Linked DNA regions of Mus musculus: region 2 is linked to region 1. A link is a loop called in an ENCODE intact Hi-C map of the cell type or tissue named here. Cell type or tissue: left cerebral cortex. All regions are shown on one strand. Each heading gives the region's core, and the rest is flanking DNA. Links, peaks and the distances in the headings are about the cores only. Region 1 overlaps Acer2 (alkaline ceramidase 2). Region 2 overlaps Dennd4c (DENN/MADD domain containing 4C).

The links. A loop is a pair of places that touch in the nucleus more often than their neighbours do. Peaks named below come from ENCODE experiments on the same cell type or tissue, not always from the same donor. Only the 100,000 strongest peaks of a DNase experiment are listed, where the experiment ranks them.
Region 2: a loop joins it to region 1, with 4 times the contacts of the local background. A loop is called at or near these places in 8 of 42 quality-filtered maps.

What each region holds. Positions count from the first base shown.
Region 1 is chr4:86,918,125-86,928,339 of GRCm38, forward strand. It overlaps Acer2 (alkaline ceramidase 2), which reads left to right. Exons shown (of 6, transcript NM_139306.3): 6 at 1-2,759. Among named protein-coding and RNA genes, the nearest start is that of Acer2, 49 kb to the left of the region's middle. In left cerebral cortex, for the core only: a CTCF peak has its summit at 7,153; a DNase peak (open chromatin) is centred at 7,140; H3K27ac peaks cover 577 bases.
Region 2 is chr4:86,817,889-86,828,103 of GRCm38, forward strand. It overlaps Dennd4c (DENN/MADD domain containing 4C), which reads left to right. Exons shown (of 32, transcript NM_184088.1): 20 at 1,974-2,093; 21 at 3,439-3,582; 22 at 7,030-8,192; 23 at 10,080-10,215. It also overlaps the pseudogene Gm12630. Among named protein-coding and RNA genes, the nearest start is that of Rps6, 34 kb to the right of the region's middle. In left cerebral cortex, for the core only: a CTCF peak has its summit at 5,512 (motif pointing left); DNase peaks (open chromatin) are centred at 5,510, 7,495 and 7,970.

The DNA.
Region 1 (10,215 bases), core at 2,216-10,215:
AGAGATGGAGCCACGGCTTCAGAGGGCAAAGCTGGCAACACCCTCTATGCCAAAAGCTACACTCCTCTTTAAGCACACATTACATATAGACACTATTTCTGCTCTTCCAGAGTGCAGCAGCCTCAGACCCACAGAGAATCCTTCAGGTTATGTGAAGATTCCACACACAGCCCCCTCTTGTGACCTCTGTGAGAGCAAGGCCTCGTTGTAATCGCGGAGGCAGCTCTGGAGGCTTGACTGTGGAGCGCCTGTGAAGATTTTGGAAAGCTTTTCTTATTGGAAGCTTTTGGTGTGTCGTTACCTCCAAGATTCTGACCCCGTTTCTCTGCTGTTTTTAGGGGATATGTGCTTCCTGAGTGACGTAGCCTCCCTAGGATGTGGGCCTCCGGCTTTTGTTTTCATAATACCTGGTGCTAACTGGTTTCTCAGAGCACTTTGCTCTTCTTGATGCTGGGCGGTCACTACACTCTGATTGGCTGGCTGGGGATCCCAGGGAGGAAGGGGCAGACTCTGACATGAATGTCTCTCACCTGCATCCTACTGTCTTCACTGGGCTCTCTTCAGGGTATGAAGTGGGTATGGGGTATCTCAGGGATGTTTGTAACTCAGGCACCTTCTGCTTTCTGACATTCCATTGTCAGTGGTGAGACTGCACTCAGGGGACTGGAGTTGGAACACCGTTCTGAGTGGTGTCCTGAGTCTGAAGGAGCTAGCTGCGGGTTCTGGCACTTCTAGGATCTCTTACTCTGTTTAGAACCTTCACAGGGTACAAAGTGGGAACTGGACTTAAAGAGTTTTTAAATGAATAGACTTCATTCTGCTTTTGTGGCTTTGGAGTTTTAGAAGTAACTTGCTGGGCTATTTCTTGTTTATAGTCACAAATATTTATAGAACATGAAGGTGTAAAATAAGTTGTCTTTTATTAAATTCATAGCATTTACCAACTCTCCCAGGTAGCAAACACACAGTCATTTGATTGGCGATTTACAAGGCAGGAATACTTGGTTTTGAATGATTGTATATGTCATTTTACTGTAGCTTAAAATATGTTTAAAATGACTTTGAGTGAAATGTTTGTGGCAACCTAGGGGTTTATGGATCAGAATTGCGGCTGAGTCCTTTGGTTTTTGAGTCTAGAAGTTTTCAGAGGGCAAAATCAAACTAGCCTTGTTTCTGGTTCATCTTACCAGGCTCGGGAGCTGCCCTTATATATTCTACATAAGGACTTATTATACATAAGTCTGTATAAATGTCCTGAAGATGACACCTAGCTGCCTTCATCTGGAAGGGTCGTCTGGGGCTGGAGAGTTGGTTCAACAGTTAAGAACCCGTGTTGCTCTCTCCCAGACGACCCAGCGACTTGTGAGGCTCATAACCAGCAACTCCAGCCCTGGGGCATCTGACGCCCTCTTCTGACTTCTAAGGGCATTTGGTGCACACGTACATACAGGCAGGCAAAACATTTATACATGTAACGTAATAAATGCATAAGTTAGTGAGACGGCTGAAGGAAAGGAGTTTTAGATGCAAGGTTTAGTCTGACCTGAGTGCCCTTCCTTAGCCGCGATGGTGTCCTCAAAGTCAGGGAAGAACCATTTCTTTTTTATCAGGAAAAGGACTTATTCCCTAGGGCCTCTGCTGACATCCCTAGGAACAGAGATAAAATACGGATGGATGTGAATGAACATGCTTGGGTGAAAGGAGCCGAGTACCTGACTGGACCCAGTGGGCCACTTCCACAAGCGAAGCCCGGTAACCGATGTGCACTCCAGAATCTTCTCCCTTCTGGTAGAGATGACATCGATGAGTGATGTCGTGACCACTGGGCCCTGCATGGGTGTCGGGCTCTGTTCTGTTCCGAATCTACCTGAGATCTCAGGACAGAGGAAGCCATGAATGTTACCAAGTGGTCATGGCTGTCAGTGATTTTACAGTTTTGAACCATTATTGGTTTTTAGGAGAATTCTTCTCTCTCTAGTGCCCTGTGATGCCAAAGCCAGCCCTTCAGAAGTGTTCCTTCTGTCTGCTTCCCTTTGTAATGTGATCCACTCGGGGAAATGGGTGTCTACCCAGGGAAAAGTGCCTACCCCAGTCACGGGTCAACAGTGTTGTGTTGAGGATCAAACATGGCTCTGTGAAAATACTGCCACCCATTCTATTGGTTGGATTTCTCAGGAGTCTGAATCTTCCCTCACGAGTCCTCTTCTCCCAACCCCTACCCAGAGCCAACACTGGGATTTGAACCTTCTCTGACTCTCTTCTTCCCTCAGGTCTGACAACTAATGGTCTCTGGGGACACCCAGCTAGGGCCTTCCCCAACTCCTTATCCAGCTGAACTTGGATTCTTCCCAACCAGGGCTTGACCTGGGTGCTGTTGGTCCCACTGGCCAACAACACATCTTTGGCCAGATTGGGATTCTCAATAGATTTTATAGACATTATTCTCCCACAGACTTTAAAACATGGCTTGTGTCTTTCCATACACATCCGGTCAGATTTAAAACTATTTTATAACCACAGGAATTAAACCAAGCAAATAGAGTACTTTCAGATATAAACTGTGTTTCATACTTTATGTAGAGTGTGCTATGTATAGGCGGTATGTACCCTGGCTGAAGTAATATTAACCATAGCTCTGGGAGGATTTACAGACCTTTTGCACTTTATGCTTTTTTGTGAACTCTGATAACCATGGTCAATATTAAAGCCAATAACTGGCATTTTCTGTGAATAAACATGCATATGTATCTATTTCTGAAATTATTTCTTTCTTTAAACATTTATTATTATTTATTATTATTATCTGTATGTGTATGTATGTATGAATGTATGTATGTATGTGTGTATGTATGTATGAATGTATGTATGTATGTATGTATGACGTATGTGTTTGAATGGCAGCCCTCACATTGTGGAGACTGGGCTCTTCTTCCCTGCTTTATGTGGGTTCTGGGAGTTGAACTTAGGTTGTCAGTCTTGGGTGGCAAATGCCTTTACCCACTGAGCCATCCAGTTAACCCATTTGTTTGTTTATTCTACCAGAGTCTGACGAAGTCCAGTCTGGTTTTGAATACACACACACACACTCACATAGTTGAGGATGACTCTGAACTTCCGGTCCCCCTGCCTCTACCTCCCAAATGCTGGGATTACATGGGGGTGGTTTGGGTGAGTGGCCTCCGTAGGCTCACATGTCTGAACACTTGGTCCTCAGTTGGTGGGTGTGTCACTGTGGACAGTTTAAGGTTTTGAAGAACCTTCCACCATTCCCAGTGCGCTCCCTGCTTGTGGATCAAGACGTGAGCGCAGCTGTTCCTGCTTTTGCGCAGTCATTGAGGTTTATAGCCCTGTGGAGCTGTAGGCCCAGCTGGGTGCTTGCTTTTATAAGTTGCCTTGGTCATGGTGCTTTGTGTCAACAATGGGAAAATAACTAAAATAGCCACCACATCTAGGTCTTCCGAATTATTTCTGAAGTATCTATAATGATTTGTTTTTCCTTCTTCCTTCCCCTTCTTCCTTCTCCCTCTTTCCCTCCCTTCCTCGAGGCAGGATCTCATATTGTAGCTTAGGCTGGCCTGGAACTTTGGGCTCCTGAATGCTTGGGTTGCAGGGAGGGGTCACTGCTCTGAGCAAGAGTGCAGTTCATGTGTTGCAAAGCACAGTGTATTCGTCTGGGTCTGTGTGTGAGAGGTTTGGGCATTTATGACTATACATGCTTCAGGGAAGTTCATTGAGGTGTGAGACAAACATGTCAGAAACGTTCCAAGCACAGAGTACCCGACAGCGGTGCACCTTGATTGGGGATTCTGTGGTATGCCATGTGCCATCTCACACAGATGACTGCTTCAGGCAGTCAGTGGAGGCAACATCTTGTGACATTTCAAAACTGTCAGTAGCAAGTAGATCACCCCCCATTCCTCCCTCCCTTCCCCTTTGAGAAATGGGAGCCACCCTCTAAGTAACACCCCTCCCCCCTCCCCCTCCCCCCTCCCCCCAGCACACCAGGTGGCTGCAGGACAAGGCACATCCTCTCCCACTGAAGCCAGACAGGCAGTCCATTTAGGGGAAAGGGATCCACAGGAGCAGCTTCTTCATGAGGAGAGCGGAAACTGATAGTGAGATGTAAAGTGAATAAAAAAATGTAAAACAAAGACCAAATATTTATCTATCTAATCTAATCTAATCTATCATCTATCTATCTATCATCTATTTATCTATCATCTATTTCTTGATTTTTTTCAAACACATTTGAAACTTTCACGGCCCAAGAGCTATGTGGGTAGACTTATTATTAAAGGGACTTTTCTGTGGCAGGGTCTTCTTGCCATCACTGCCTGTGTGGCCTCTGGCAGTTAGCTTGACCTTACTTGACAGTCCTCACCCACTATAGTCACAAACCATAGTCTGTTTGTGAGATGTATAGGAGTCACTGTAATAAATTCCTAGGTCTAATTTCTAGGCTCCAGTCCAGCCCATTTGGTGTGGGCCTCAACTGCATTTGTGCAATAGACAGGCAGTCCTGATGAAGCAGGAACCTCAGAATTGCCTCTGTTCTCTTTGACTGTGTTCTGTGAGATAAACCGGGCTGTGGTGCAAACAAAACAACAACAACAACAACAACAACAACAACAACAACAAAATGCCCAAAACCTGTCAGTCAGTGACTGTGGTGGTAGGACCTGCATCTACCTACTTATTATTACTAACTTTCTGTGACGGTCATTTCAATTTAAGGTTAAATTCGGTGACCAGACTTCCTCTGGCTAATAGGGAGAGACACTGGCAGCCTTGGAGTCTTTTGATGTCTGAGGAGGCCTTCTCTCTATGGCAATGTCCCTGCATGTGATTTCCCGAAGGAATGATGTGCCTAGGAGCTACACCTCCTGTCCCCACAATAAGGAACCACTCTATGCAAGACTAAGCCAGGATCTGGTTTTGAAACTGAACTTGATCCTGAAAAGAGGATCGCCAGTCTCTTTCGATGCTCGGTAGTGTGAACAGAACCTAGGGAAGGTGAGGGCTCTGTGTTCAGGAGACGGTACAGAGTGAACCCCAGGATATCCTTGTAAGTCCCAGGCCAGCTAGTGAGAGCTTGTTTGGAAGTGGGGAAAAAAGGGAAAGAATTAAGAGAAGAAGAAGAAATAGGAGAGGAGGAAGGGAAGGAACAAGGAGGAGGAGAAGAAGACGAAGAAAGGGATGAAACCCAAAGATACTCACTGCATTAAGGTGCCAATATGAGGGGCTGGTGAGAGGGCTCAGTGGGTAAAGGCACTTGCTGTTAAGTCCACTGACCAGAGTTCAATCTCCAGCATCCATGCGGTAAAAGAAAGACTCCTGTAGGTTATTTTCTAACCTTCTCATGTGTACACACACATGCACACACACCAACAGCAACAACAAACAAATAAAAGGTAATTTTAAAAGAAGACTCTAACACAAGCCTGAACAGTCCAAACAAAGTAAAGTGAGTCTGTCAGAGGCCCCTGTGCTCCCAGGTCCATGCCATTGCAGAACTCCTCACAACTGTTAGGATGCAGGATCAACCAAGTGCGGAGGGGGCTGCCCACTCAGGGTGGGCAGGAAAGAGGCTGAGAGGAGAGGGCCAGGGACAATGCACCTTTCCAGGGTGCAGGATCAGTGACACTTCCTCTGGCTGGACTCCGCCTTCCAGTTTGCACCACCTCCCCAAAGGGCTACCAAATTATGAATCTATCCATGTGTTAGTTCATTGATGAAGTCAGAGCCCTTGTGAGCCAATCACTTCCCCAAATCCCATCTGTCTGCAGCCAAGCTTTCAACAAAGGAGCTTTCAGCTCAAACCATAACAATGGTTCTCCACACTGACAGCTATTCTTCTCCCGTTCTTTGAGACACTGGTCTAGTTTTTTTGTGTTTGTTTGTTTTTGTTTTGTTTTTAGCTTCAATTTACAGAACATGCGATATTTGTTTTTATGTGCCTGGCTTATTTCACTTAATGACCTCTAGCTCAACTGCCACAAATTCCAAGACTTCATTCTTTCATGTGGCTGAATAATATTCTCTTACATTTATTTTCCACGGGTGCTTCTATCAGCTGATGCCCTGAGTGAGAGCCAGTGGGTCACCAGTAATCTGTCTCCCTTTTGTTTCTCAAGCAGTTTGTCCCAGCTACAGAGAGATGAACGCAGGGTGGGGTTGGGGATAGCAGAGGTAGGTAGCTGTATACTAGAGAGACTTCTAATGTCTATGGCTCAGCGTGGTGAGGATAATTTACATCAATGTAATGTACATTTCAGGAAGAACTGGGAGAGAGGAATTCTCAGGCCCCTAGCACAAAGAATATTAGCTGGTCACTGGGATGGGAGTGGTAGAGATGTGGTTGTGTCGTTACACGGCATATGCATGCATTATCTTGGTGTGCTTGATAAATATGTACAGTTATTAGGTATCATTAAGAAGGAGTCGATATTACATCTAAAGACTTTCAAGTACTAAATAAGGCTTGGGAGGGCAGGCTAGGGTGTTTTGAACAAAAAGGGACCTTAATTTTCTGCAAGACTTCTCTCCAGGTTTACTGTTAGATTGTCCTTATCATGGGTTGTGGTACTGGATTTGACATATATTGTGTTTCATACTGTTGAATTTTTCTATAGTTTAAAATACAGTATCTGCATTTCATCCACCAGTTTGGGTAGAATTGGTTTTCCATCCTGCCTGCCCTCTTCCCCTCCCTCTCCCCTCCCCCCCCTCCACCACGTTTTTTTTGAGAGAGTGTGGCAAGGAGACAAAGATATTGCCCTGGCTGGGCTAGAACAGCTTTGAGAGATCCTCCCATCTCAGCCTGTGGGGTAGTTGGGGCTGCCTGTATCAGGCCTCTGTCACTTTTCAGGGTTCTGATAGCATCTTCCTTTATTGCCTTAAGTGGCACTGCTGTCTCTGACCATCTCTGGCCAGTGACACCTAGCGTACATGTGGAAGTGACCAAAGATAGGGCCAGAAACACAAAATAAAAAATTAAAATGGACAGACAGACGAACGAACAAACAAACAAACAAACAAACAAACAAGGCTTTTATGGGATTCTCTAGCTGTTTTATGAACAATGCAAGCAAGAGTAACCCCTGGGCCCGAAGGATGGAGAGAAACTAGTGGAGACGTCGCGCCACCGTGTGACCTTATGTGGTATTGCAGTTAGTGATGCCTGCTTGTCTCCAAACTCAACTTTTCAAATGGCAGACAAAATGTCAGTTTTCTCAGGGCACATGTTTGTTTCCTTGGATTTTTCTTTCAACTATCTCTCTGCCTTCTTTCCATCCTCTCTTTTCTCAGTAACTCATTGTTATAGTCTAGGGTGTTGGATCTTACTAGAATTTTTAAAATTTACTCAATGTAGTAAAGCAAATATTTTCCTGCATGTAAAACTGTCTTAATATAGATGTTGTCCAGAGGAAATTTTTGTCTGTCAGTCTATCAGTCTGTCAGTCAGTCATGCATCTATCTACCTACCTATTTGACCCAGTCGCATGTTCATGTACCTCACTCTGGCATTAACCTTAATTATTACTTAATATAAATCCCAGGATGCCCTGCGATTTCTGATCCTCCTGTCCCCACCTTCCAAGGCTGAGGTGACATGTGTGTGTCACCTGGTTTATTGAGAGGTTTGTTTGTTCTTGTTGTTTGTTTGTTTTATAAGAGTTATTTATTTTATATGTGTGCATGTTTTGCCTGAATGTGTGCCTAGAACCTTTGGGGGCCAGAAGAGGGTATCAAATTCCCAGGAGCTGGACTTATGAAGTTTGTGAGCTGCCATGTGGGTGCTGGGAATGGCGAGTCCTGCTTATCTACTTTTTCATTATTCTGTAGTGCTGGGAACTGGACTCACGTTTCCCCTTGCTTGAGACGCCCAATGTACCTGTCCGACAGCTCACAGGCCTGTGAGGATCAGAAATCGCAGGGCATCCTGGGATTTATATTAAGTAATAATTAAGGTTAATGCCAGAGTGAGGTACATTCTGTGCCTGGTCTGCCCTTGTCTTCTTCCTGGCATGTTTTGAGCTTTCTGACGTTGTCCCATTAAACGAATCTTCTGAGAAATGTGTGGTAGCACACATCTTAATCCCAGCACTCAGGAGCTAGAAGCAGGAGTTCAAGGCCAGCCCAGTCTATGTAGTGAGTTCCAGGACAGCCAGGGCTACACGGAGAAACCATGCAAGGTGGAGGCAGCACAGTGTGGGCCTCTACATGGCTCTAGAAGGCACCTGGTCCCAAACACCTATTTCCAAATAAGTCACATTGGATCTGGGTGAATGTGGGGAGGGGGTGGCTTTCGATCCACTCCAAGGTCTCTATAAGATGCTTCCTACATCACCTAAGAATGTGGGATTCCCCCCCCCCCACACCATGCATACCCAGATTCTTTTTTTTTTTTTTAAAGATTTATTTATTTATTATATGTAAGTACACTGTAGTTGTCTTCAGATACACCAGAAGAGGGCATCAGATCTCATTACGGGTGGTTGTGAGCCACCATGTGGTTGCTGGGATTTGAACTTCGGACCTTCGGAAGAGCAGTCGGGTGCTCTTACCCACTGAGCCATCTCACCAGCCCGCATACCCAGATTCTTATAACACTTTCATGGTTCACACACACACATACACATACAAACAACATGCATACCCAGATTCTTATAACACTTTCATGGTTCCCATTGGAGGGTCCATGCTAACCTTTCATCCTCTTGGGTCCAGCTGGGTGTGTATTTCAGGCACATTTTGCTGTGGCAATACACAGTGATGCTAAGAGGGATTTGTAAGCAGGATAGGAAGTAGTGGAGTTCGTTTGGTGTTCACTTGGCATAAAGTTCCTCTGTTCTGGAAGTTGGGGTTTTGGGGGGTGCAACTATCCTGTCACCCATGTCCCATTTATGCCATGACACCCTGGTGTGTGTATGTGACACCCTGGTGTGTGTGACACCCAGGTGTGTGTATGTGTGACACCCTGGTGTGTGTGACACCCTGGTGTGTGTGACACCCTGGTGTGTGTTGGTGTGTGTGACACCCTGGTGTGTGTTGGTGCGTGTGACACCCTGGTGTGTATTCCCAGAAGCATGCGGGGTTGACATGGAGGTCACTGGTCCAAACATGACTTCATCAATGAGTTCGCAGAGTAAGAGACATGGTGGCAGGAAGGCCTTGCTGAGCAAAGTCTCCTTAGATAGGAAAGCAACATGCAAACAGACTTGAGGGGTGTGTGTCAGGGGCAAGGAAGGTAAGATGTCCTCTGGGACAGTGCTCAAGGGATGACAGTGGCTTTCAGTTTGTATAAAGGGTCCCAATCAGTTCTCTGTTGTTAAACACTATCATAGTCCTCCTCCTCCTCCTCCTCCTCATCGTCATCATTGTCGTCGTCATCATCATCATCATCATTGTCATCATCATCTTTGATTACTTTTAAATAATATCTGGAGTTGACTGGGTGACAATGAAAAACATTTTAGCAGCTATCTTTAATCCTTCTAAAAATGGACCTAGTGAAAATTGTTTAAAGTCTCCGTGGTCAGTGTTGAACAGAAGGGAAAATCTGCTCTGTCCAGATTGCATTATCTGGTACTGATCTCATCTGGGGGTGTGGGGGTTTCTGTGGGGGAAATTCTATCTTTTTTTTTCAGAGAATGATGGGTTTTGAGTTTTTCAATTATATGGACCATCAATTAATAAGGAGACATAAATCATGGAAGACAAAGGAGGGGATTTTTCTCTTTTCCTTCAAGCTCAGCCAGGGGAACTTTCCCCTTCCCCGGGGTTGCTTAGATCAGACAGAGTGGAGCGAATCCTCACTGGGAGAAGTGTTTCCTCTTCCCTGTGTGCATTCTGCTTAGAGGACAGGGGGGCCTGGATGAGAGGCCTGACCCCCTCCTGCCTCCATACAGTGACCAACCCTGACTGTGAGCAGGATTCAAGCAAGTAAACAAGCAAGTGCCCTGCTCTTGAAGTGGGACAGGTTGAGATTTTCGTCTCTCTGGGTGACCTGGCAGAGCCAAAGGATTTGTGTCCCCAACAGGAGGGGGCACAGATCTTAAGCTGGGAACAGGAGGGTCTTACTCCAGAGAAAGCCACTGGTCAACACAGGGAAACAAAACTGACAGAAACACATGGATATACACACATAAACACACACACATAAACACACACACACAAACACACACACACACACACACACACACACACACACAC
Region 2 (10,215 bases), core at 1,336-9,335, 100 kb before region 1:
GGCGACGGATCTCGTCATATCTGTCATTGTAATTGGTCCTAATAGCTTCCACCAGCTTAGCCAGAGCACCCTTGTCTTCCGAGTTAACCTGTGTGAAGCCAACAGTGGTGCATGTCTTCCTGTGGACCAGGTGCCACAGCCTGGCCTTTCCCTTGATGATGCAGTAGGGCACCCCCATCTTTAGACACAGGGCAGGTAGGAAAACCACCAGCTCAATGGGGTCTACATCATGGGCAATCACCACCAGCTGAGCCTTCTTGTTCTCCACCAAGGTGGTGACTGTATTGACTCCTGCTCAGAGGACAAGCGGTCTCTTAGTTGGGACATCACCTTGGCCAGCAGCTTTCTTCTCAGCACGGGCCAGTAGCCTTTGCTTCTTCTCTTGCTTTGTCTCTGAACTGTACTTGTGGACAAGCTTACGCAGCTGAGTAGCTGTCTGCCTGTCCAGCACCTGGGTGTGAACTGGTTAATGGCAGGAGGAACTTTGAGCCGCTTGTAGAGGATGGCTCTTTGCCGCTGCAGCCTGATGTAGCGGGGCCATTTGACGAAGCGCGTTAAATCTCTTTTGGGCTGGATGTCCTGTCTAATGCCGAAGTTCTTGGGCCTCTTCTCGAACAGAGGGTTGACCAGAGGTTCTTGGCCTCCTGCTCCTTGACGACGGCCAGGGGCCAGGGCCACCTTCTTCCCTTTGGGCATCTTGCTCGGCTGCTGGAGAGAGCACACAAATGCTCTTACTTAGTTCTCAGTATCATACATATAAAACCTCCTGTGTTCTCCCATAGTGAAAACCTTGTCCCCTGATACCATTACATGTGGTTGTTTACTCAGTGTGCATAAAGCAGGGCTGGGGGCGGGGAATGGATGTGATAAAGATTCATTGTTTGCAAGGATGAATTTGTCAAAGAATAAATTTTAAAATGTCTAGTATTTTTCAAATTCACTCCACCCCCATCCACCCATAGGAACCAAACCTACTTACCTTTTATAGATTTGACACTCACTTCCATCCATAGAGTATGGACTCCAAGTAAAGTTTTTAAACCTTAAACTCAAGAGTTGGGTGTGATAACATACACATAGACCCAGTATTTGGGAGGCTCAGGAGTTCAAGCAAAGCTACATATTGAATTTAAGGCTAACCTGAACTACATAAGACATTGTCTCAAAAGAAACAAAGTTCATATAAGGGATGGCACGATGGCTCATTGGGTGAAGAGATACTTGCAGTCTTTGGGACCAGGTAGAAAGAAATCAATTTCCCAATCCTTGTCCTCTGATCTCCGCCTATATATGGGAAAGAAATGTAACTTTTAAAATGTTCAGTTAAAAAGTTACATAGATTACCCTTTACCCTTCTTTTGACTTTAAAGGCTTATGTTGTTTCATGTATAGTATTAGTTGTCCATACCTGTTTCTATTTGCATCAGTTTTAGCGAACACCCTAATTTTGTTGACTTAATTTTTTGAGTTGTAGAAATGTACTAAAAAATAAAACAACACAGTAAACCATACTTTAGGAAGTTTCTTCCTTTTCACAAATCTCTTTTTCTCCACCCTTTGTAGATAAACTATTTTTATTATTTTCTAACAATAAAAATCTTACTGTTCTTCCTATATTTCTTTTGCAAAAGTAGCAGGTATGTGTTTCAGTCCTTTTTATTCTTACCAAAAATAAAAAACTAAAGATATGCTATAGATATAGACCCTCTTCATAAACAGTTTCAAAAATGCTTTGCCCAAGTTACCTTTAAGTTTAGGTGTGGAGATTAAGTTTGGTGCTTTCAAAGATAGAACCGCCTTCACTCTGTTCTGTTCTGCTCTCCTGGTTTTGCTTGTTATTTTTGGAATGTGTCTTGTGAGAGTTAATTTTTTTTTGATTGTGTAGTTTTGATTGCATAGATGTGTGGTGTTTTCTTTTCATAACTGTTTTTTAAACACATGAAAGTATTTACAAGCATGCATCTTTTAAACAGGCGGTCAGTCTGACCAGGGCTACGGGTCTAAGGATGAGCTGGTAAAGGAGGGTGCAGATGGTCACGCCCCTGAAGAGCACACGCCACCAGAGCTGACGACCACAGAGCTGCACATCGAAGGTGACTGTGATGTTTGTGGACAGGAATGTTCAGATCGTTTTATTTTATGTAGTGGTTACAGCAGTAATTCTCAGGAATTTAAGGCCTGTTTCATAGATTGACTGTGATAGTCTTGTTTTTTTTAAAGATTTATTTATATATAAGTACACTGTAGTTGTCTTCCAACACACCAGAAGAGGGCATCAGATCCCATTACAGATGGTTGTGAGCCACCATGTGGTTGCTGGGATTTGAACTCAGGACCTCTAGAAGAGCAGTCAGTGCTCTTAATCACTGAGCCATCTCTCTAGCCCAACTGTGATAGTCTTTACAGTTGAAATTTTATCAACTTTAGAAAGTTTATAGATCATCCTTTATTTTGGGGAAAAAAAAAAGTGCCATCCATTGGCAAAGTTACATGGATAATTTTTTGACAAAACTACGACTGAACTTTGTTCTAGTTTGATCTTGAACTCCAGTTCCTCCTGCCTCTCTGGTTAGAGTCCTGGGACAGCAGGCATACGGCAGTCACCAAGCCCACCAATAAGACCAAACTTGATCTGTCAAATTGATACTTTGTGTTCTTCTCATTTCCCAGCTCTGAACCTGAAGATTATTCCCAGGGTCATAAAGGCAAACAGTTACATCTCCAGGTCCTGAGGTTCCTTTGATTTTTAAAAGGTTTTTTATTAGAACATTTTTGGGTGTTTCTAAGTACATAGTTTGCATGGTAGGTTAAAAATAAATATAAATGGATGTCCTGTCTTTTACAGGACTCGTTGAGGTAGAGACAGATCTGTTGTAATCCTTTTATTGATCTGTAAGGAGTCTGGTTTATGGCAATAGATTTTTTCCTGTTCTCTACTCAAATGTATATTTTCCTTGATTATAATACCTAATCTTATGCTCTAGAGTTATAAATAAGCTATTTGACAATGGAAAAAGTAGAAGTCGAGGCCAAGGGTTTAATTGACTCACTAAGATTATTGAATGTTAGAATAAAACACTATTAGTCAGGGATGGAAAGATGGCTCAGAGGTTGAGAGCACTGGCTGCTCTTCCAAAGGTCCTGAGTTCAATTCCCAGCAACCACATCATGGCTCACAACGAGATCTGGTACCCTCTTCTGGCCTGTAGGCATTCATGCAGACAGAACTGTATACATAATAAATAGATCTAAGGGGAAAAAAGCCACTTAATAATCTTGGTATTTTCGGCATACAGTAAACCAGCTACAGTAAGTCAGTGAGTAATCACCGACATATCCCCTGCCTGATGAAAGACTACACCCATATGCAAAAATCTCTGCTTTCTGCTCATTATTGTTAAAAGTCAGAATGATAACATCCAAATGTTTTTCTTTCAGAGGAGTGTGATATATCTGCCATTGTCTCAAAACACCTGCAGCCTACTCCTGAACCTCAGAGTCCTACGGAGCCTCCTGCATGGGGCAGCAGTATTGTGAAAGTTCCATCTGGGTTATTTGATACCAACAATAGGACAAGTACTGGTGAGTAGAAAGGGACCTCTGCCTCCTTTGGGGACACTAATCTGTAGTCAAGCTGACCGTGACTCCTTCATGCTCAGTTAGAGTATGTTTAATGATATTATTTCTCTTGACTTATTACAGTGGACATGCTAGGAAGCCATGATTGAGACTGAATTCTATAAGTGGGCTAAAGTTAAAGTTTGTAACTTAAAGGAATAGTTTGAGAGCCTTGCATAGTGGCACATACCAAAAAAAAAAAAAAAGTAATATGGAGTAATTAAAAGCAGATGTGAGGAAATATGTAAGTTATATGAAAATACCATACCATTTTATGTAAGGGAAGTGAATGTTGGTGTGTTTGGTAGTCACCTGATAAAACTTTCTGAAGAGAATGCAGGTAAAGGTGCTCGCTGCCGTGACTACAACTCCAGTCCAACTTTCTGGATCCATGTCGTGGGAGGAGAGCCTGTGCCTGCAGCTGTCTCCTGATCCACATGTGCACTGTGGCTGACACAGTAAATGCGTATGTGAGCCACCATGCACTCCAATAAATAAAGTAGTAAGAAGAACAACAAAGTCAGATGTGAATGACTGATATTTTAGTTGAGAGGCTATGAGAGGATATACTACAGATTGCAGCTTATATATGACAACAGAAATGTCTAAGCCTGGTGTTGCCACATAATGCGTTTGACTGAGGGTCCTCTGAGATTGCAGATTGCCTACTTCTCTTTGTGTCCTTGGATTGTAAAGACCTGGGTGTGGTAGAACATGTTTGTAATCCTAGAACTTGGATTTTCCTTCACAAAGACCTTAATCCATTCATAAGAGTGCCACCGTTATGCCCTAATTATCTCCAGTATTCAGATCTTAGACATAAGCCTTTATTTTTTTTCAGGTTTTAGATTTGGGTTTTGTGCTTGTTTGTTTGTTTGGTTGGTTGTTTTGAGATAGTTGCACTGTATAGCGAGCTTTGACTCCGGATGCAGCTCAGACTAACCTTGAACTCAAGATCCTCCTGCTTTGTTTTCCCAATAATAAACTTTTAAACTTTATTTCATTTATTATTTTTGAGTGGTTGAATGTGCCATAGTGCATGTGTGGAAGTTCGAGGACAACTTTGTGGGGTTGATGCTCTCCTTCACCTTTGTATAGGGTTTGAGGATCACACTCAGGTTGGCAGACTTGTGTGGCAAGTGCTTCCACCTTTTAAGCCATCTCAACAGCCCTCTGGTTATTAGAGACAGGGCCTTAAATTTGCTGTGTATCACAGAAGATATACTGGAACTCCTGATCCTCCTGCTTCAGCCACCTATGTGCTGGTGGCTAAATTTAAAGTCTGAAATTACAGATATGCAACCTTGTTAGACCTAAATGTTAAATGATAGTAAAATGGAGCTGGAGAGATGCTTTGCCTTTTAGAGCACTGGCTTCAGTTGCAGAACATCCTCTTTGGACATCCTGAGGTACCAGGCACACATGTTGTACAGACTTACATATCATGCATATAAAACATCCATATATATAAAATAGGTTTGTTTATATGTGTGTGTGTGTATGTGTATACATATATACATATATGTGTGCATACATATACATACATATAAACACAAACTTACATCTATACATATATGCATTTTATTTATATATATATATATATATATATATATATATATATATATACACACACACACACACACACACACACACACACACACACACACATAAAGTTCACTTAAATAGAGGAATGGAAATAAAATTGTATGGTAACAAAGAGTTAAAAAAAAAAAAACTTACATTCTGGAGATATGTCTCAGTGGCTAAGAGCATTTACTATTCTTTCAGAGAGAACCTGGTTTCAATTTCTAGCACCTATGCGCTGTGGCTTAAGACTGTAATTCCACAACCATCCAGAACTTCAATTCCAGGAGGTCTGACACCCTCTTCTGGCCTCCTTGGGTACTGCATGCATGTTTTGCACTTAGACATAGGCAGAATATTAATTCATACTCATAAAGTGAACCTAGCAAAGTTTTTAATTAAAACAAAAGAAAAACAGGCAAACCAGCAGGACTGTGGTGGTACGTGAGTTTATTAACTCCAGAACTCAGGAAGCAGAAGCAGACAGATCTCTTGAGTTTGAGGCCAGCCTGGTCTATAGAGTGAGTTCTAAGACGGCCGGGGCCACACAGTGAAACCCTGTCTCAAGATACAAAAGCAAGCAAACAAAAAAGGCCACTGGTTTCCCTAAAGCAGTTGTTGGGTCTTCAGACTTTTCCATGCTTTTGGTTACCTGATCTAATGGTTCAGTCTGTTTTAGTTGCCATTGTTTTTTGTAGCACCTTATAAAGTTAATAACTAGCATTCACATATTTGTTCAAAGATCAAATATAAAATTCACTCAAGATTTCATCAGCCATCGAGGGTTTTTTCTTTTTCTTTTTTCTTTTTTTTTTTTAAACTCTGAAGCAGTTCTTTTACTTGAGTATAGCAATGCTTTGGCTATAACAACTGTGCCATTTCTCTGTAGTTACCAACTTGTTTTGTATGGAGTAGCTCTCCTCCCCACCCATCTATGTGCAGAGTTATTAAACCCAAATCTTTTCTTCTTTTTTTCTATGCCAAGTAAGTACTTTACCACTTAGCTATGTCCCCAGCTTTCTGGCAAGTGTTTGAAGAATTGGATATATGAGAGTTAAATTAGAAGAGAATTTTTCTTTTTGAGTCTGTTATTTAACTTAGAGTATTTTCCTAAATTGACTCTTGTTTGTTTTTTTAAAGTTTTTTTAAAATTATTTATTTATTTATATTATGTATATGGGTACACTGTAGCTGTAAAGATGGTTGTGAGCCATCATGTAGTTGCTGGGTATTGAACTCAGGACCTCTGCTCACTCAGGCCCCACTTGCTCCGGCCATGCATGCTCTGGCCCAAAGATTTATTGATTATTATATGTAAGTAAACTGTAGCTGTCTTCAGACTCACCAAAAGGGAGCATCAAATCTCATTATGGTTGGTTGTGAGCCACCATGTGGTTGCTGGGATTTGAACTCCAGACCTTCAGAAGAGCAGTCAGTGCTCTTAACTGCTGAGCCATCTCTCCAGCCCTTAAATTGACTCTTAACATATAAGAAGCATAGTTACATGCTTGTTGACAAAGATAAGCGGTGCAGGCATATCCAGTATGGACTGCATGCTGTGTCATACACATGATATGCCCAGAGGAGGAGGGTAGATGTTTCCTGTAAGAGGCGGGCTTGGATAGATTTGGGCTGTCCTTTTTCTGCATGCACTTTATGTAGCTTCTAGATGAAAACCAGGCATTTTAACTGCTAAACGCCTTGGGAGATGCTGTTTCTATACCCTCCAGATTCTCTGTAGTTTTGCTCTCAGCATAATCAGAATAGTTACTTTGCTACTTTGGAAAATCATGATGTTTCACCTTAATATATTGCTGTCCCCTTTAGGTAGTACTTCAACTGTGCTATTTTCTACTCAAGCTCCAGTCGAGGATGCAGTCTTCAGTGAGGTTACTAATTTCAAGAAGAATGGTGATAGAGGAGAGAAAAAACAGAAGCATTTCCCTGAGAGGAGCTGTAGCTTTAGTTCTGAAAGTCGAGCGGGGATGCTGCTTAAGAAGAGCAGTTTGGACCTGAATTCAAGCGAAATGGCCATCATGATGGGAGCAGATGCCAAGATCCTCACAGCAGCACTGACATGTCCTAAGACTTCCCCGCCTCATGTCACAAGAACTCACAGCTTTGAGAATGTTAACTGTCATCTAGCTGACAGTAGGACTCGCATGTCAGAAGGCACCCGGGATTCTGAGCACAGATCATCTCCTGTGCTAGAGATGCTGGAGGAAAGCCAGGAGCTCCTGGAGCCTGTGGTTGGTGATAATGTGGCAGAGACTGCGGCAGAGATGACGTGTAACAGTCTACAAAGTAACAGTCACAGTGACCAGTCCAGAGACACACAAGCTGGAGCCCAAGATCCAGTGAACAAGAGGAGCAGTTCATATGCTACTAGGAAAGCCATTGAGAGGGAGGATGTGGAGACGGGACTAGATCCGTTGTCTCTTTTAGCCACTGAATGTGTAGAAAAAACGTCTGATTCTGAAGATAAGTTATTTTCTCCAGTAATTTCACGTAATCTGGCTGATGAAATTGAAAGTTACATGAACCTAAAAAGCCCACTAGGCAGTAAATCTTGTAGTATGGAATTGCATGGAGAGGGGAACCAGGAGCCTGGCTCTCCTGCTGTGTTTGCTCACCCTTTAGAAAGGAGCTCGAGTCTGCCTTCAGACCGTGGCCCGCCAGCACGAGACAGCACCGAGACTGAGAAGAGCTCCCCTGCTGTGTCCAGCTCTAAAACTCTGACTGGGCGTTTCAAGCCACAGAGTCCTTACCGCGCTTACAAAGACCGGTCCACTTCCTTATCAGCATTAGTACGTTCTTCACCAAACAGCTCTCTGGGTTCTGTAGTCAATTCTCTATCGGGGCTAAAGTTGGACAATATACTCTCAGGGCCCAAGATAGATGTCCTAAAATCTAGTATGAAACAAGCAGCAACGGTGGCCAGTAAGATGTGGGTGGCTGTAGCATCTGCCTATAGCTACTCAGATGACGAGGTAAGAAAATTACACTATGTAGTCTGTCTGGTGTAGGAATGCTTTGTAGTGCTTTAATGTATATGTATATGTTTGTGTTTGTATAATCTAGAGGTTTCTGCTAAGGGTACTTTTATATTTTAAAAACTTTATACATGTTCTGTTATATAAAGTGACTTAAAATAAATGATGTAAAAATACATTGTCAGAATTGCCAGGCATGATGGCACTCACCTGTAATCCCAGCACTTGGCAGGTAAAGGTATGAAATTAAGGAGCTCAGGGCCACCCTTCACTATGTAGTAAGTTTGAAGGAGGCCAGTCTGGACTACATGAGATGCTGTCTTTAAAAAAGGAAAAATAGGAGGCTAGAGAGATGGCCGAGTGGTTAAGATGGCTGCTCTTACAGAGGACCTGGGTTCAATTCCCAGTACCACGTAGCAGCTCACAACCATCTGTAACTCCAGTTCCAGAGGATCTTACACGATCTTCTGACCTCCACATGTGCTATATGCAGATAGTGCAGACATATATCCCATGCACATAAAATTAAATAAATTTAAATGAAAATGAACCAATAAAAATAACTTTAGAATCACTTTATAATTCCATAAATAAGTCTAAATTAAAACTTGAAAGCACCTATAGTATTTGAAATTATAAAAAACATCATTGTTACATATGCATGACATTTCACTTTCTCTGCTGGGGTTTGAGAGATGGGGAGATAATGTACAGAGCAGGCAGACTTGAGGGTTCTTCTCCTCCTTCCTCAGCCTCTTCAGCGTTGGTTTGCTTGTGTTTACCACCCCTCTTTCCTGGGCACTTCCATTTTTACAGAGCTCTTTGCCTGTGGTGTACTGCCTTACTATCCTTGAAATCCCTGCAGCTTAGTGCTGTGAATAGACTAAATCATTAGATTTTCTTTTTGTGAAAATACAAATAGAAAAACTACTTACCGTATAGAAAAAAAGAGTTGTAATTTTTCCTCCATGTTCACAGAATTCTATAGTACATGAGTAATATGATTCCAGATTGCTAAAGCTCTCAGGTGTCAAGTCAGGCAAAATAAAAATGACAAAGAAAGTAAAGAGGCTGAAGATAAACTGGCTGAGTAAGGCTTCTTGCAGGAAGCTTCTAGGAAAAGTGCTAAGTGACCAAACAGTACAGGACTATGACAAGAAGCCAACTTTCATCTGTGTGGTCCTAAGGCCTTTCTTTGCACATGCTAGGCTAGCTTTAAACCATCTCCCGCATTCTTACTTAGCCTTTGTGTTTAAAGAGCGTTACAAGATCAATCCACACAACACAGATTACCTTTAAAAGCGTTCATCTAAGGCCTGAGGTTTGATTTACTTGGTAGAGTGCCAGCCTCTCATAGAAGGCCCTTGGGTTTTCCCTCCATGAGTGTGTGTTGTGCATGGGGGTAGGGATGGGGAGGTAGCTTAGCACTATAATAAAGAACAGAATGAACCATTTTACTTCTGAAGTGTCTTCTGACATTTAGAAAGGATTTTTTTTCATGGCCTTTTGGCCTTGGACTCTGACCATATAGAGTCTTGTAAAGTATCAATGTATTTAGGGTGCTTAATTAAGCAATAGGGGTTACTAATTATATAATAGTACATAAGTGAATGATTAGTTCACCTAGGGCACAACCCTGCCTTTTTTGAAGCAGGTGACTTTGTGAGAGGTCAGTTTTTGAGCACCCCATCGAGGTATGTCACATCTTGAATGTCTTAGACTGGAAATTTCATAAGTCAGTGAGATAACTTGACAGTTTTGAAAAGACTTAGGGGTTATTTACTTTAAGACACAACGTTTCAATGTGAAAGGAATAAAGTGAAACCATTTCCACTGCAGAAGCTATTACTTATGTATGTGGGGCTTTATTCTTTTTAATTATAGGAGGAAACTAATAAAGATTACAGTTTCCCAGCTGGCCTAGAAGACCATCATATAGTGGGAGAGACTCTGTCGCCTAACACAAGTGTCTCAGGGTTGGTTCCCAGTGAACTGACCCAGAGCAACACAAGCCTCGGCA